2 separate regions of the Mus musculus genome follow, and region 2 is linked to region 1. A link is a loop called in an ENCODE intact Hi-C map of the cell type or tissue named here. Cell type or tissue: gastrocnemius. All regions are shown on one strand.

Region 1 (8,000 bases):
ACTAGGGGTGCAGAATACGGGGAGCTAGCCAGGCAGTGGTGGCACACGCCTTTAATCCCAGCACTTGGGAGGCAGAGGCAGGCGAATTTCTGAGTTCGAGGCCAGCCTGGTCTACAAAGTGAGTTCTAGGACAGCCAGGGCTATATGGAGAAACCCTGTCTCAAAAGTACCAAAAAAAAAAAAAAAAAAAAAAAAAACACCAAAAAACCAACCAAACAAACAAACAAAAAAACCCACCACCACCACCACCACCACCAAAAAAACAAAACCAAAACCAAAACCAAAACAAAAAACAACCAACCAACCAACCAAACCAAACCAAACCAAACCAAAACAGAAAAAGAAAAAAAAAAAAAAAGATGGCAGACAAGTGTAGGGAGTGGACGTGAGGGACGTGGTGATCTGGATTCCGTCTCATCAGGTGACCTCCTACTACTGTTAGCAGCTTCATAGGTGGTCACAGTATCACAGGTTCACTGTCTTTTATACCCTGTTCTCTTGCAGAGTCTCGAGCCTGTCTGAAGTCTGTAAGCAGTGTTTCTGGGACCCCTGGGGGAACATTTTTCATGCTGTGTGTCAGAATGCACAGCTCTTGGGCACCAGTGCTGTGTCACTCTATGGGTGTGTGGAGCCTCTGGCTCACTGAGGTTACAGTCTGCGAATGGAGTTCCCGGGAAGAGGTATGCCTGTCCTGGAAGGCCAGACAAGCTGAGGCTTCCATTCTGCCATGGGCTCTGCATGCAGTCAACTTGTATTTCTGTTTAAAGAGCTCTGGCAGAACATTCCCTGACTCCCCTAGCAAAGACACAGAGCGTATCACCAACATGCCATACCTGGAATTCCTGCATGGTATTCGGCCTCAATTTAAGCACAGATTCCTGTTTCATCTGAAGCCTGGCTGGCCCTCCTGGGAAAAGAGCTAGCCTATCTCTGGCCCTTGTCTATCTTACCTGCCTTTTGCCTCACTGCCAAGGCCTGTCCTTGCCAACCTGTAGTGCTAATTACTCTCTTATCAGATGGCTAAGAAGAGCCGTTTCTAGTTTCCTCCTTTTAGGAGCTATGCTTTTCAAGCTACACCGAAGACAAACACCATGTCTTGAAGTTCCAAGGCTAATAAGGGAAAAGCAACCCCATCTTCTTAGGCCATGGACCCTGCCCCAGATGCGCCAGCTCCCATTCCCAGAGAGCAGCTTATCTGCCCAGAATCCTCAGGTGTTTCTAGTTTGATTTCTATTGCTGTGACAAATACTATGGCCAAAAATAATAGGGAAGAAAGAATCTATTTGGCTTACACTTCCAGTTTATAGTTGGTCATTGAGGAAAGTTGGGGGAACCTGATAGAAGGCTCATTCACAGGCTGTGTTTCTGTTTCTTTAAAGAAAGATTAATTTGTTTGCATTGAGTGCATGTGTGTGTATGTGTGTTTATGTGTGTTTATATGTGTGTCTGTGTGTATATGTGTATATGTGTGTTTATATGTGTGTGTATGTGTGTTTATGTGTATGTGTGTTTGTATGTGTGTATATGTGTGTGTATGTGTGTATATGTGTGTTTATATGTGTGTGTATTTGTGTTTATATGTGTGTGTGTGTGACCACATAAGTGCCTGGTGACTGTAGAGGCCAGAAAAAGTCATCAGATCCCCTGAAGCTGGAGCTAAGGGCAGTTGTGAGATGTCCAGTAAGGGTCCTGGACACTAAACTCAGTCCTCTGTAAGAGTAGCAAGTAGCCTTAACCTCTGAGCCATGTCTTCAGTTCCTTAGTTAGCTGTCTTGTCACTCCCAGGGCCATCTGCCTAGGGGTGTAACTGTTTATAGTGGGCTGGGAATCCTGTATAAATTTGTAATTATGACAACCCCAGTCCCCAGATGTGCTCACAGGCCATTCTGATCTATGGAATTCCTCTATGGAGCCTTTCTTCTCAGATGAATTTAGCTTATGTCAAGCTGACAATCAAAGTGAATGAGGGCACCAGGAGTCAACCCCCTCTAGACTGGTGTGTTGAATAAAGATGCAGTATCGATACACCCAGAGAAACAGAAGCAGTAAAGCATCTATATGTACATGTTCAGTTGCCCCTTTGCTTCTGTGGCTCTGGAGTCAACAGACCATGGACCCGAAGTATTTGAAATAAATCATATTTGTATTGAACATGCACAGCCTGCTCTCCTTGCCGTTATCCTCTAAACGATTCAGTGTAAAAACTACTTAATAGCATTTACACTGTATTAGGTGTTGTATTACAGTACAAGACTATCTGATAGCATTCGCATTGCATTAGATAATTCAGAGATGAAGTTCATGGGAAGCAGGCACAGACCGCATGCAACCAACAGAAGGGACCTGAGCGTCTCTGGATTTGGGTAACCATATTGGTAGAGGGTCCTGGGACTAATTTCTCCTTCATATTGATGGATGGCTCTGTGTGGTTTGAGTGTGTGTGTGTGTCAAAATATTTTGAGAACTTGGCTTCCAAATTTGTCGGGGTGAGAGTCAGGGTGGACTCTAGGGAGGGCTGATCTTGCAGATGGAGTCTGGAGGCTACCCGGGAGGAGAATACTCTGCCTTGAGGCAGGACCTGCAGCTGTTCTTGCAGAAGACCAGGGTTCAGTTCCGCTCCCACATGGTAGCTCACAGCCATCCTTAACACCAGTCTCAGTACCGGTATCACACACCCTCCTCTGGCCTCTGCAGGCACCAGCCACACATACAGTGCCCATCCATACATGCAGCTAAGACGAGTCTCATGCACAGAAACCAAGAATAATTAACATATTATTATTATTATTATTATTATTATTATTAGATTGCAGAAGGTTCTGTAATGGCCTGTAGTCCTCACTAAGGGAAGGGTAACCATCCATAGCTTGTGCAGCAACTATATGACAGAAGTTTGTTTCAAGGCCTTGTGCCCAAGGGGCAGATCATCTTTTGGAGGAGGGTCGGACTCAATCATTCTACAGAGAGGAAAGGATACTTTTCAAAAAAAATACTTTACAGAGTTCTTGTTTTTCATTTGACAAACCCATGTCAGAAATAGTTCACAGCTTCAACAACACCCACTCCCCATTTCTGGGTGAATTTTTTGTTGTTGTAATTTAAAGCCTATTTATTATACCAACTTACTTTATAATATTTGATTTTATCTTATGTGTATTATTTTATTTAAGCTTTGGTTCAGTACTGTAAGTAAACACAAAACCTTCTTTACAGATAAAAAAAAAATCCCCAAAGTTTTGCCGTATTAACTTTCCTAAGCTCAAAAAGTTACGACCAGATTTCAGTCGTTTAACTTGAGAATCCACGTTTTGTTCGTGGCTACGCGAGGTTCGACGTTTATACCTCAGTATGAGACGGAACACACATTATTAAAGAGTTGCGTTTTATTTTCACCCTTGTTTTGTTTCACAGGTACTTAATGAAAGGGAGCAAATTGAATTTCGTTGGCAAGGCTGCAATATGTTATGAACTGTAGATGGTGCTGTTTACACACTTTTGTAATGGGAAACACCTCCTATGACCACCAGGGGGTGCTTGTTGCGCCGGAATAATTAGTTGCTACATCTTGAAGGACCAGGAAATGAAAGCCAGCATATTCCTTCCTCTGTACAGGCGCACACAGCTTCATCTCCCGGGACTCCAAACAGCTAGGTTCCTAAGCGCGTAGGTTTAGTCCACGAGGCACTTCTTACAGCCTGTGCTTGGCTCTCCTGCAGCAGCCAGTGGGAAGCGCAAGAGAGCCTTCATCCCTTCATTCCCTGGTCCTCTGAGGTATGTCTTTGATCCCACACACCCCAGTTCAAGATCATTTCACAATGGTATCATATCCTAGCTTCTTAGTCTTTTTCCATTCTCAGAGGTGAGAGAGGGTGCCAGACCTTGGAAAAGCAGGCATGAAGGGCGTTCCGAAGAAGCTAAGCACAATGAACAACGGGGGCGTCTCCACTCCACCCTGGGATTTGTCTGTCAGTGCAAGACTGCAGCTGAGATGCAGAGATGTAGCCTCTGAACACGCCATCCAGGGCTAGCATGAATTGCTCGCATTGTTTAGATAAACGTGGGATACAGTATGCTAAGCGAAGTAAATTAGCAACAGAAAGTCATAGCTTGCTTGAATCCACTTACCTCAGTGAGGTGTAGGCTGCACTGGCCTCAGTGGACGCTGGAAGCCTATGAAACGAAACGTAAAATTCAGGACATTTTCCCTAAAGCTGTCTTCCATCTGGGTCTGGGTGGAGATAGGCTGAGAGCATCCTCCTTTTTCAAGCCACTCTAGCTAGGAGCCAGGGAGTATGCAGGAGGCCCTCTATTTACCTCCATAGGTATGTGACCAGGAAGCTAATTTCCCAAGGGCAAGAGAAAAGAAGTGGGGGAAATTCTTCAAACAGGAATAGATGTGAACTGGGTCAGAGTAAGTCTGTTTGAATGCTAGAGAAGGATTGCTGAATGGAGAAGAGTCTACACAAGCGCTACCTTTTAAATAGGCTTATTGCAGTGTAACTGATATAAAAACTTGCACATAGTTCTGTGAGCTTGGACATTTGTTACATATGAACCATCTCTGCAGTCAAGGTAAATGCCACGTCCACCATCTCCCCAAGTTCCCTTATGCTTGTCATTTTTGTGTGTGTGATAAAAACACTAAGATGAGATCCACTCTTTTAACATGTTTTTGAGTGCACAGGACCATATCTTAAAACCTTAGGCATTACAGGTGGACAGATATCCAGCCCTTACCCATCTTCTGTAACTGTATACAACCTTACACTTGTTGGTAAGTCCCCACTTCCGTTTTCCAAAGGCTCCAGTGGCCACGATTTTATTTTCTGCTTTCACATGATGGACAGCCAGAGACACCTTCCATAAACCGAGTCCCATAGCCACTGTCCTCCATGGCTAAATCACATCGTATAGCAGACGTGTCACGCGTGATAGGATTTCTTTCCAGAATATACCTGTCCAGGTCTCTGCCCCTTTTGTAGAGAGATTGAAGAAGGGCAGGAAGGAGGAAAACGCAATAGTCACAGACTCGCTCTCTGACACCTTTTGAAGCATGTGTGGACCCTGACAACATCCTGGGCTATAGAGCCAGAAGAACAGAGTACTGGCAGGTAGCTTCAGTGCTCACTGGGGCTGCTTCTCAGTCATGGAGTGTGGGCAGGAAAGCCAACCCTGTAAGTTTGTTGAGAATACCTTACTGTACTGTACTATACTATACTATTCTGCTACAGAGTGGATATGGATATATACCTTCACTTCAAAGTCACATCTGTCCCATGCATCTGAAACTTATACTGTATGCACTTATTCTTCTGTCATCTGGCTAGATCTGCCTACAAATTCTCTTTTCCCCAAGGCTCGCTCACCTTAACATTTGTCTTTAGTACACAACTGAAGAGCAAAACCTAGCCCACAGCAGACACACCTCACTCCACGGGTATTTGCTGAGTGGGGTGGAGGGAGGATAAAAACGCACATCATTTCATATTTTTGAGCTGTATTGACATCTTATTAGAATAAAGCAATTGGTTTGACTCCTTTCTGTTTTACACACACACACACACACACACACACACACACACACACATGCACACACACGGTTGCTATTTAATAAAACCATCCCTCCTTTCCCTACCAGAAGTTCTACTGGCGTTGTGTGTTTCAAACACTCTTCGTCCCATCCTTCTTTTTCCCTCTTACTATTTTTGTCTGCCTTCTTCGTCTGGAGGCAGGGTTTAGTCATATGGTCCAGGCTTGTCTTGAACTCATGACCCCCCTGCATTACCTTCCCCAGTGCTGGGGTTATAGACACATCCCACCACACCTACCAACAGGTTGATTCTTGCAGAGTGGTGGATTCGGGTGACTTCGGTTGCATTTGTAGGTCTGAGATTCTGGTACCTCAAATATCTTCTTTTAAGTTAGCGCTGCAAAAAATGTCAAAACAAGCTTTCAGTGAGAAGGGACACAGACAGCGGGATACTTAACGTGGGGTGCTTAGCTTGCCTAGGTCACAGAGAGTTCTCTTGTCAAGTGGGTTCACAGCTTGCCTGGAGGTCCACCCCAACAAGCAATTCGAAAGCTCAGGCTTTCTGGTCTGGGGATATACTCCATGGGCACATGCACACTTCCTATCTGTCTCACACCTTTTTCCAATTCATGCAGTGGCAGAGGAAAACTTGTACTAACTTGTCAGTAACGGGGGTGGGTGGGGTGGGGGACACAGAGCTGAGCTCAGTGGCAGGCAGACTGTCCTCATGGTGGCTGGGCCATGAGAACAGACTTGGGTAGAGTGTCTTTCTTTTTGAAAGTAAGTGTCCGTGTTCTTCCCCTGAGATTTTTTGTCCCCATTACTTTTTACTCACAAGGGACAGCTTTCCCTCTGCAGCAGTCGGACACATGGCAGAGCATGGGCTGGAAGTTTACTGGGTTCAAATCCTGGCCTTGACTTTTGGCTGAGGCATGACATTAAGAAGTTCACTTTATGCCCGCAGTTAAATCACCTCTTTTGTAACACAGGTCACCTCAAGAGATGGTTGTGAAATGAGATAAGTGGCTCGGGTGCTTCCAACAGCACTTGGCAGTTTTAGGCAAGAGCTCAGCCATCAGGGAGTTGCTGGTCACCTCTGCTTCTCCTCTCCCAGCCTTTGATACAGTTTCTATTTATCTTAAGAGCATGGAGATCTACTGCTGTCACAGTGATACCCAGGGAGATACTGACCAAGATGAGGTATGGTCTCTGTTCTCAAGGATTTGTGATAAGATGTGGAGCCAGAGGCCAAATGCTTAAGCTAAAGAAGAAGGTAGACTGGGGCAGCATGGGATGCTACGTCAGCACCTTAGAGCATGGCGGGCAGCGGCCAGCTAGAGAAGGAAGGTACCGAGAAAAAGTCAGAACTTGATGTGCCACCAAAAGGAGGCGGGATGTGGAGGACAGATTTACGACTTTTCCACCCTGGCCCGCTTTTACTTCTGTGTCAATATGGCAAGCACAGCTTCTACCACTGAGCTCCAGGGTGTGTCTCATAGGTAGATCCTGTGTGAGCTTAGGCCATCACTACCCTTTTAACTGCAAGCAAAGAGGCCAAGGGTCAGGGGCTGTCTCATTCTACTGAGTAACTCTTGCCAGAGCAAATGTAGGATGGCTTCCCCTTCCCCAAGTCTGCAATGCCTCTTCTGTCCCATAGCTGCAGAGGACTTGAGTGAGGTTAAACTCCATTCCCCGGAGCTGGTCTTGCCTCTCCTCAGAAGTCTATGAAGTACAAGGCACTATACATATGCCAGCCTGATAGCAAATAGACACTTGTCTCCAGACCTCAGAGAGAGAGGATTGGTACTTCAGAAGACACACCACTGTTGTATATTGTTGTATGGGACTTCCCCTGGGGATACCCAACACATACATTTACTTACCTAAATAGGGAGCTCGTGACAGACCGAGGTACTGAAGTCCAGCTTGGTCAACCAATGAGTTTTATTGGGGTCACGTAGAAAAGTATGGGCGAGGGCTTACTTACAAGGAGCAGAAATGATTCAGACAGCTGCATCGCCAAGGCCCACCCCAGCATGGGTGACAACTCACACAGCTGGGACCCTGGAGCACACTGAGGACTTTACAGGCAGCTCAACAGGTTGGAGAGGGCTCTTTCCAGGTGCCTCAGCTGGCCGAGCCTCTTCCAGGAAGACACTCTGATCTTGGTTTCTTCTCGAAAGTTGGGCTGGTCTCTGCTTCTCCAGATGGGTCTGGGATTGGCCGAGAGTGACTCTCAATAATCTCTACTGTTTACATATCTGGTTGGGGTAGTGAATCTGGTCAGTTTCAGGGACTTCCTGAAGCTGTTTTGAGATGTTAACCTTTTGTCTTGAAGAACTTCCCTTTAGACTGAGTGTTTCAATCTTGGGAGAAACTGCTCCAGGGTATGCACCCCACTGCCATAAACACACAGCCCTGGAATTTTCTTCTCTTGGCTCTGCCTTTAGCTTTGAAGTGGGCTCAAGCA
Region 2 (8,000 bases), 250 kb after region 1:
TGAGAAACATGCAAACCAAAAAAAAAAAAACAAAAACAAAAACAAAACTACATTGAGAGTCTGTCTGACCCCAGACAGGATGTCAATTAACCAAAAACCAACAAATGCTAATGAGGGCATGGACAAAAGAAAACTCTTACACACTATAGGTAGGAATGTAAATTAGTCCAGCCCCAGTGGAGGTCAGCATCCAAGCTCCTCAGAAAACTAAATACAGACCTATGGCATGATGTAACTATGCACTTCCCAAATGACTTTAGCGTGTAGCAAATTGACATAAAACCAGGCATCATGGCATATAATACAGATGACTTAAAAGTAGAAGTGATACTAGCTAGGGGGGCAAAGGAACAATGGAATCAGGAAAAGAGAGCAACAGAGACTTGGGAAAATGTAGGAACTAAAAGGGGACAGGGGAAGGGGGGGAGGGAGGATAGCTCACATCCAGCCAGATCCAGCCAGAGTTCCTCCTATGCTCTGGGCAGGTGGACAGACGCAGGAGGGCTGCCAGACGCTTTCCACTTGGCCCCGGTTGGGCATCTAAGCCACTGACCCCACTCGACGGGGGTTGGGGAGTGAACAACAGGCAGCTCCCAACCAGGGGCCCTGGGGTGACACCCTGTAGCCCCGGGGTTATGGGAGAGAGGGCTGAGGGAGAGAAGTTCCCACACAGGCAAGAGTAAGTGCACCAGGCCTTGATGAACAGAGTCAATCTACGGTTTTAGAGCTTTATTGTAGAAAGGCAGGGGGAAAGAAAAAAGGTGGAGAGAGAGAGAAAGAGAGAGAGAGAGAGAGAGAGAGAGAGAGAGAGAGAGAGAGAGAGAGCAGCCATGGTCAAGAGGTGAGAAGGGGGAAAGAAGAGAGAGAGAGAGAAGAAAGGCTAGAGAATAAGAGGGAAAGAGTGAGAGGAGAGGAGAGGACAAGAGAGGGAGAGGAGAGGAGAGGAGAGGAGAGGAGAGGAGAGGAGAGGAGAGGAGAGGAGAGGAGAGGAGAGGAGAGGAGAGGAGAGGAGAGGAGAGGAGAGGACAAGAGAGGGAGAGGAGAGAAGAGAAGAGGAGAGGAGAGGAGAGGAGAGGAGAGGAGAGGAGAGGAGAGGAGAGGAGAGGAGAGGAGAGGAGAGGAGAGGGGAGAGGAGAGTAAGTGTAAGAAGAGTAAGAGATCGAGGTGGGTCCAAGCGCCCCTCTTATGGTGTTGCTAGGTAATGGGAGGAGTCTAGCCTGAAGTTCAGAAGCTTGGGACATTGTCTACCCTGACTTTTAGCCATGCTTCTCTTGTGGGGGCTGTGGGGGCGGTAACTTCGACAGGATCCAGGGTCCAGGAGACATGAGAGAACTCCTTCTATCCCATGTAGGTGAATTATCCTTCAGTATATGAACAAACATCCTTCCGAAGATAGACATATAAAGCAGGGTCAATGCAGACATAGGGCTACTCTGCCATTCTCAAAAGTATGCCCTCTCAAAGCCCCAAAACATAGGAAAGAACCCTAAACACACACTACTAAAGCATCTGATCTAAAAAGGCTACCACCATATGGCTCCAACTGTGTGATGTGTAAAATAGGTAAAACAATGGAGACAGAGGACCATGGTTGCCAGAGGTTGGAGAGAAGATACAGGAACAGGGTAGCAAAGAGAATTTCAGGGCAGAAAAGGCACTCTACAAGATGGTGTGGCTGGATGCATTTCATGCTTGTGTGTGTTGATTTGGGGAAAGGCCATGGTTCTAGTTAACTGCCTTTCATCCCCATACCACTTATAACCCACTTTGGAAACCAGCCATGGGGATTAGAAAGACATTCAAAAATAGAATGAACTTTACACAGAAGGAGAGAAGTGCAAAGACCTGGCAGCTTTGCCTTGGGACACTCAATGGGCAGGTGGGTGGTTCTGCACTTCCTGGTATTAGTGACCATGGGTGGGAGGGCTGGAGACAGATGGAAGCAACTGTGAATTGTGATTGTTTCTACGGAGATGGAGACTTTCTTACCATTAGGAACTTTGTGGCAATACAAGTCTTGTCCTGGTGAAATTGATGCTTGAGTGGAGCTATAACTGTAGTAACCACCTGGCTCTCCTTATTAAGGATGGGCCCTGAATTCTTACTCATTCACTTATTCAAGAAAATACTAAGTGTCTGACATTAATCAGGGAGGTATCGAGGCTTTGGAGTTATAAAGATAAGCAAAATTAGGCAGTATTTCTACCACTTTTGTATGTACAGTCCAGACAGTGGATGGCATAAATTTAAAAGAATACACATAAATATATCATTGCAAACATGCTTAGTACTTCAAAGATGAGATAAGCAGCAAAGAAAAGAAATGACTGAGCTAGTCTACAAAGTCTATGGCTGACTCCCCAAACCAATAATGTGTGAGGTGAGAGACAGAGCACTGAGCAGAGCTTAACAGGGAAACTCAAGTAGGCAGCAGTGTTTCAGGAGGATGGAAGAGCCCAAGTGACCAATGAAAGATGAGGGGATGATGCTTTCAAAGAGCCCAGAGGAGGCCGATGGAGCTGGAGTTCACAGCAGATGGAAGGAGAGCGGTGGGAGAAGGAGCCGAGAAGGTGGTCCAAGCAAGGCCCTGCCAGACAATAAAGGCCCTGGTAAAGAAGAGGAGAAGGAACGGAGTGGCTTCCTGCATTGCTCACTCAGTTACTGCATGCGTTATAAAGCTACTCACACAGACACAGCAGAATCTCCCTTGGTTATTTTGTTTTCCAAGAAGAATGAGCCTGGGAGAATATTGTAAGTTAATTTGAGGACATGCTGACCTTATGATGTATATTTTCCAGCCACTTAGTACACATGACTGGCAGACAGCTGAGTTCTCTTTGAAACTATGTGTTACAGGCGATAGCTCCTATACACATAATATGCAAGTATAGTAATAAATATACATAATAGAGAAAACCAGAGGACATGCAGAGAATCCAGAGACAGGCAAGCGTGAGTGACCTTCATAGACAAGGGCGAGCCTTCAAAGGGACCCAAGGGAAAGATGGGAGAAAAGATAAGTAGATGTCATCATAGAAGGACCAGGAGTGACAGATGGCTCAAATGTTGTACGGGAAGGTAAACAAGACTGGGCCCAAAAATTACTCCCAGCTTTAGAGACAGCTCTGTACTCAAACTCCTTCGGAGATACGATGAGCCAGGATCCAGGTTGGAGCTCATAAAAGATAGGGAAGTGAAGATAAAAGATAGGAAAGGGAAGAAATCTCAATTCCAGATCCAGACAACTTTCCTCAGAAAGTGGGGCTGGGGAAATGGCAAGATTAATCACCAGAGATAAAAGCATGCTCAAGAGGGTATTTTATTCCTTGCATCTAAATACTAATGAAAAAGATTTCTGTTTCCACCTGTGATGGAGTAACAGAGACCAGATTTACCATCCTGGCTGATATGGCAGCATCAAAACTAGATAAATGTATGCTGAATTATCTCTTATATAAAATGTGCAGGACCAAGAGAGCTTCAGATTGCAGAGATTTTTGGATTTTGGAATATTCACATATACATAATGAGATATATTGGGAGTGAAGCGCAGTCTAAATGCCAACATCATTTATGTTTGTATTAATTTATACTCATAAGCAGGAGGTACTATTACAGAATATTTTCAATATACCTGTGTTTTGACTGTGTTTGACTTGATACATGAAGCCCAATGTACCATTTCTAGATCTTAGTAGCATCATATGAGAATTCCAAAGTGTTGAAGTTTGGAATTTTTGAATTCTCAGATTCTCGATTTTTAGGTTAAGAGTACTTAATGTGTATATGAAAGGCAAAAGGTTTTCTCAGACACCGGACAGAAAAGCAAAAGTAACAAATTTCAGAACCACGGACGGCCACAATTTATGGCCTTGACTGTGTTTCCAGGCTGCAGTGCATGACAGGATGGTGCATATGGTGGGCTAAGTTGAACAGACAAAGCCAAGAACCCAGAGAGACCAATGGAGCCAAAGTTTGCAGCACAGAATATCAATAAGGACAAAACTGCCTGGAAGGGGACCTCCCAGAAGACTGGAATGCCCCGATGAATATCCAACAGAAGAGCATTAGTTTCACAAATACGAGATACTTAATAGATAAATCAGACTAATGATATGAAAGCTCTGTATGCTAAAACTGAAAAAAATTATTGATAGAAACTGAAGATGGCCTGTGTACACTTGAGTGGAGAGAAATGATTCTAAACTATCTATGAGTGTTAATAACTTTCTATTGCTGTGACAAAATACCTTTTAGAAGCAAGTTAATAAAGAGAAGGTTTGTTGAGAAAGATGGAACAGCTGGAATTGTCTCTGCCCATGGTAGCAGGAGCTTGCAGACTGACTTGCTATATCCTGGTGAAGAAGAGCTTAGGGAAAACCTGGAGGCAGGTGTAACCTTTAAGACCTGCCCCCTAGTGGCCCACTCTTGCTAGCTGGGCCAAAGCCCCCAAAGTCTACAACCTACCAGATAGCACTCCACCAGCTTGGACCTGGGTGTTCCAACAGACAAATTTATGGGCAACATTTCACACTCAGACCTTGAAATTCTACCCTTGGCCCTCGCAGGCACATGGCTGTCTCATAATGCAAACGGCACTCAATACAACTTGACAAGAACTTCTCCTAACAGGCTCAATACTATTCAATAGTTCAAAGATTTTTTTCTGAGATTCAAGGTAAACTCTTACCTGTGAATTCCTGTAAAGTCAAAACAAAGCACATGATTTCAATGTATAATGTCACATAATAGATATTTCCATCCCCAAAGGGATAGAGGGAGAATGAGGATAGACAAGACCAAAGCAAACTCAAACCAGGCACGTCATGTCCAGTGTCTGAGGCTCGTGCAGCAGCATCTAGGATATGATGGGCTTGGATAACTCCGTTTATGTTCCTTGCTTTACACAAGGTCTCTCTCTCTCTCGCTCACTCTCTCTCTCTCTCTCTCTCTCTCTCTCTCTCTCTCTTTCACCTGCTCCACTTGATGCCTGCAGCTTTCATGGGGAAATGTACCACATGCCTTGAGGTTTACTCTCATGGCTTTATACATCTGCGCTGTAGGATCTTTCTTCAGAGAATCTCAGCCTACCCTACCATGGATTGCCTGTCACCATTGCCTTTTTTTCTGGAACCTTGATGCAGCCCTCAGTGGCCCTGTATCTGTTGTGTTCTGGTGCCTGCAAATGGAGCACTGAACAGACAGTGTCTAGTTCTGCTGATAGGTTGAGAAGTAGCCAACTCTCTTTGATGCATATTGGCAATGGCCTATGAGTTTCTATGTGGACAAACCAGGAAAATCGCTTCCATTGGTATCCCTGTTCAAAAAGGTGCCCTGGAGGCTCTATTTGTCCAAAAGACTCCCCTTTTAATTAATTCACATTGTTTTTATACCTTGGAGACATCACTGGGTGGGATCTTACCCTAAAGTCACCTTAGCTGCTATCCTAGTTAAGTCTGAAGTGACTCTTTAACTACTACAACCAATTTGTCTGCTCTTTTAAACACCTGCATGTTCATTTCCTTGCCAAACTCCACATCTTTTATAGTTTTATGCTCCATTTTTTTTGCTTTGAAGTCTCGTGATAAATCTGACTGGGAGTAGCAAGTAGGATCTTACCACAATCTAAATCTGTGCTGATTTAATTGTTCCCTCTGCCAAATTAATTATTTAATTATTTAAAAATTAATCTAGAAATTTCAGGTCCTTTACAGAATATAAGATATCTTACCATAATGTAACATAAGTAGCCTCCACTGAATTTCCTTTTAAACTCCCTGCTTCTGCCTCAGAACACTAGCACTCTTCACTGTCCTCATTTCTATAGACGTTATATTCTTCCAGACTCCCACAAGAAAGGCTCAGTAAGCTCTAGCCACAGCTCCACATCCCTCCTGTTAACCAGTTCTTAGAGGCCTGGGACTCCCGTGCTGTTGTGCATTGCAGCCATGGCCCCATTTGTGGGCACCAATTTTCTCCCTTAGTAAGTTTTGTACCACTGTGACAAACACAAAACAAAGCCAAACGAGATACCCGAGAGAGTAATTTAATGAAAATAAGGGGTTTTTTTTTTTGGATAGCAGTTTTAGGATGTATCGTTTCATTGTGGTGGAAAAGGTATGTGGGCTCAGGTGGCTCTGTCCATGGTGACAGGAGCTTGCTGCATGGATTGTTGTACCTGGGCATATGAGGAAGCAAAGACTTGGGAAAAAACTGGAGACTGTAAGCCTTGAAAATCTGTCCCCAGGAGCATCCTTCTTCTATATATGCCAGAATCTCAAAGATTCTATGGCCTCCCAAAACAACGCCACCAGCCAGAGACCAAGTTTTCAGACATCAGTCTATGGGAGGAAATGTCACAATCAAACCATATGACTACTTCAATTTATCTGTATATTAAATGTCATTGCAGTTAAACTCTTACCAAGATTGTATAAATCAACAAATTAATACCAATACACATATATTCTAATGCATATATATGCATTATATATATATGCAAGAATATATATATAATATATATATACACATATACATATACATATATATCCTTGGATTTTTTTCTCAGGAGTCTAGATACAACCCTCAATAACCCTATAACTCTTAAAATCTGGTGCCTGCCAAGCTAGCACTACATGGGTAATGCCTAGCTCTGCACACAGATTAAGAAGTAACCTGGCATCTTTGGTGCATGGCAGCAACAGCCTCTGAATATCTATGTGAATGAACCAGAAATCACTTTCATAGGTAGCCCTGTTCAAACAAGATCCTTCCCGGCACTGTAGGAAAACCACAGGCATTAAATGAAGCTTATCCAAGAGACCAGGTATGCTTCAGGGAACTCTGAGCACACGTGTGTGGCTGTGCATACATATAGGTACATGTGCATGCACGTGTGGAGGCCTAAAGTCAATGTTAGGTACCTTCTTCAGTCTCTTCCTCCATTGTTCTCTGAGGCAGGTAAATGAACCCACAGTTGACAGACATGACTAGTCGAGCTAGTCAGATTGATTCAGGGACCCCTGCCTCTGCCTCCTGAGGGCTGAGATTACAGGTAAGCTGCCACATAGACCTAGCATTTACATGGGTTGTGGTGGTCTAAACTCAGGTCTTCACACTTGTGCAGAAAGTACATAAACAAGCCATCTCCTTGTTTATATGTTGAAAGATCTTAAATAATCACTTCCTGATATTAATTTAAAGAAAAGAAACAAAGAGGCACTGCTACCTTAGTTCAATGATTATTATAAAACTAGAGAAATTAATACAGTGTGATGTTGTTGCAATGATAGAAAACAGACCGGGGAAAAAGAATAGACACTCTAGACATATTATGGACAGCTGAGTTCTGAAAAAAAAATCTAAAAGCACTTAGTGGTCACAGGATAAACCTTATAACAAACAGATGCTGAGCAATTGGGTATCAATATTCAAAAAGAGAAAGACTAGAAGCCAAGAACTTTGTTGTCTTCTTCGTACCTTATATGAAATCCAACCTATAAGCAGATAGAAGGCAAAATGTAAGATCTGTGATCTTAAGATTCCTAGAAGAAAACATGGAAAAATATCTTTGCAACCTTGAGTAAGACAAAACTGTTTTAGATTTGATATGAAAGGTACAATCCACAAAATAATAAGGCATCTGTTTATTAAAAGATGCTGGTGAATAAATGAAAAAGATAAGAGCATTTATAACCTACAAATCTGATCTCTTGAGCACAGAATATGAGAAAACCTATAAAATTCTAATGATAAGAAAACAAGTCAGTTAAAAATGGACCAAATATTCTACAAAGTAAGATATACAGATAGCAGGTAACCATCTGAAAGAAATTCAACACAACTATCCATTAAGGAAATGCATGTTTTTATTAGATATTTACTTTATTTACATTTCAAATGTTGTCCCCTTTCCTGATTTCCCCTCCAAAGCCCCCCATCCCCTCCCTACTCCCCCTGCTCATCAACCCACCCAAACCCTCTTCCTCTCCCTGGCATTC

What was found. Peaks named below come from ENCODE experiments on the same cell type or tissue, not always from the same donor. Only the 100,000 strongest peaks of a DNase experiment are listed, where the experiment ranks them.
Region 2: it touches region 1 in a loop (2.4-fold over the local background); 2 of 42 quality-filtered maps call a loop at or near these places.

The regions. Positions count from the first base shown.
Region 1 is chr9:31,556,139-31,564,138 of GRCm38, forward strand. It overlaps Gm31408 (a long non-coding RNA gene), which reads left to right and starts at 3,560. Exons shown (of 4, transcript XR_379214.3): 1 at 3,560-3,771. In gastrocnemius, no CTCF peak of the experiment used is centred here; a DNase peak (open chromatin) is centred at 3,547; H3K4me3 peaks cover 330 bases.
Region 2 is chr9:31,804,540-31,812,539 of GRCm38, forward strand. No RefSeq gene overlaps it. Among named protein-coding and RNA genes, the nearest start is that of Gm31497, 97 kb to the right of the region's middle. In gastrocnemius, a CTCF peak has its summit at 4,420 (motif pointing left); a DNase peak (open chromatin) is centred at 4,419.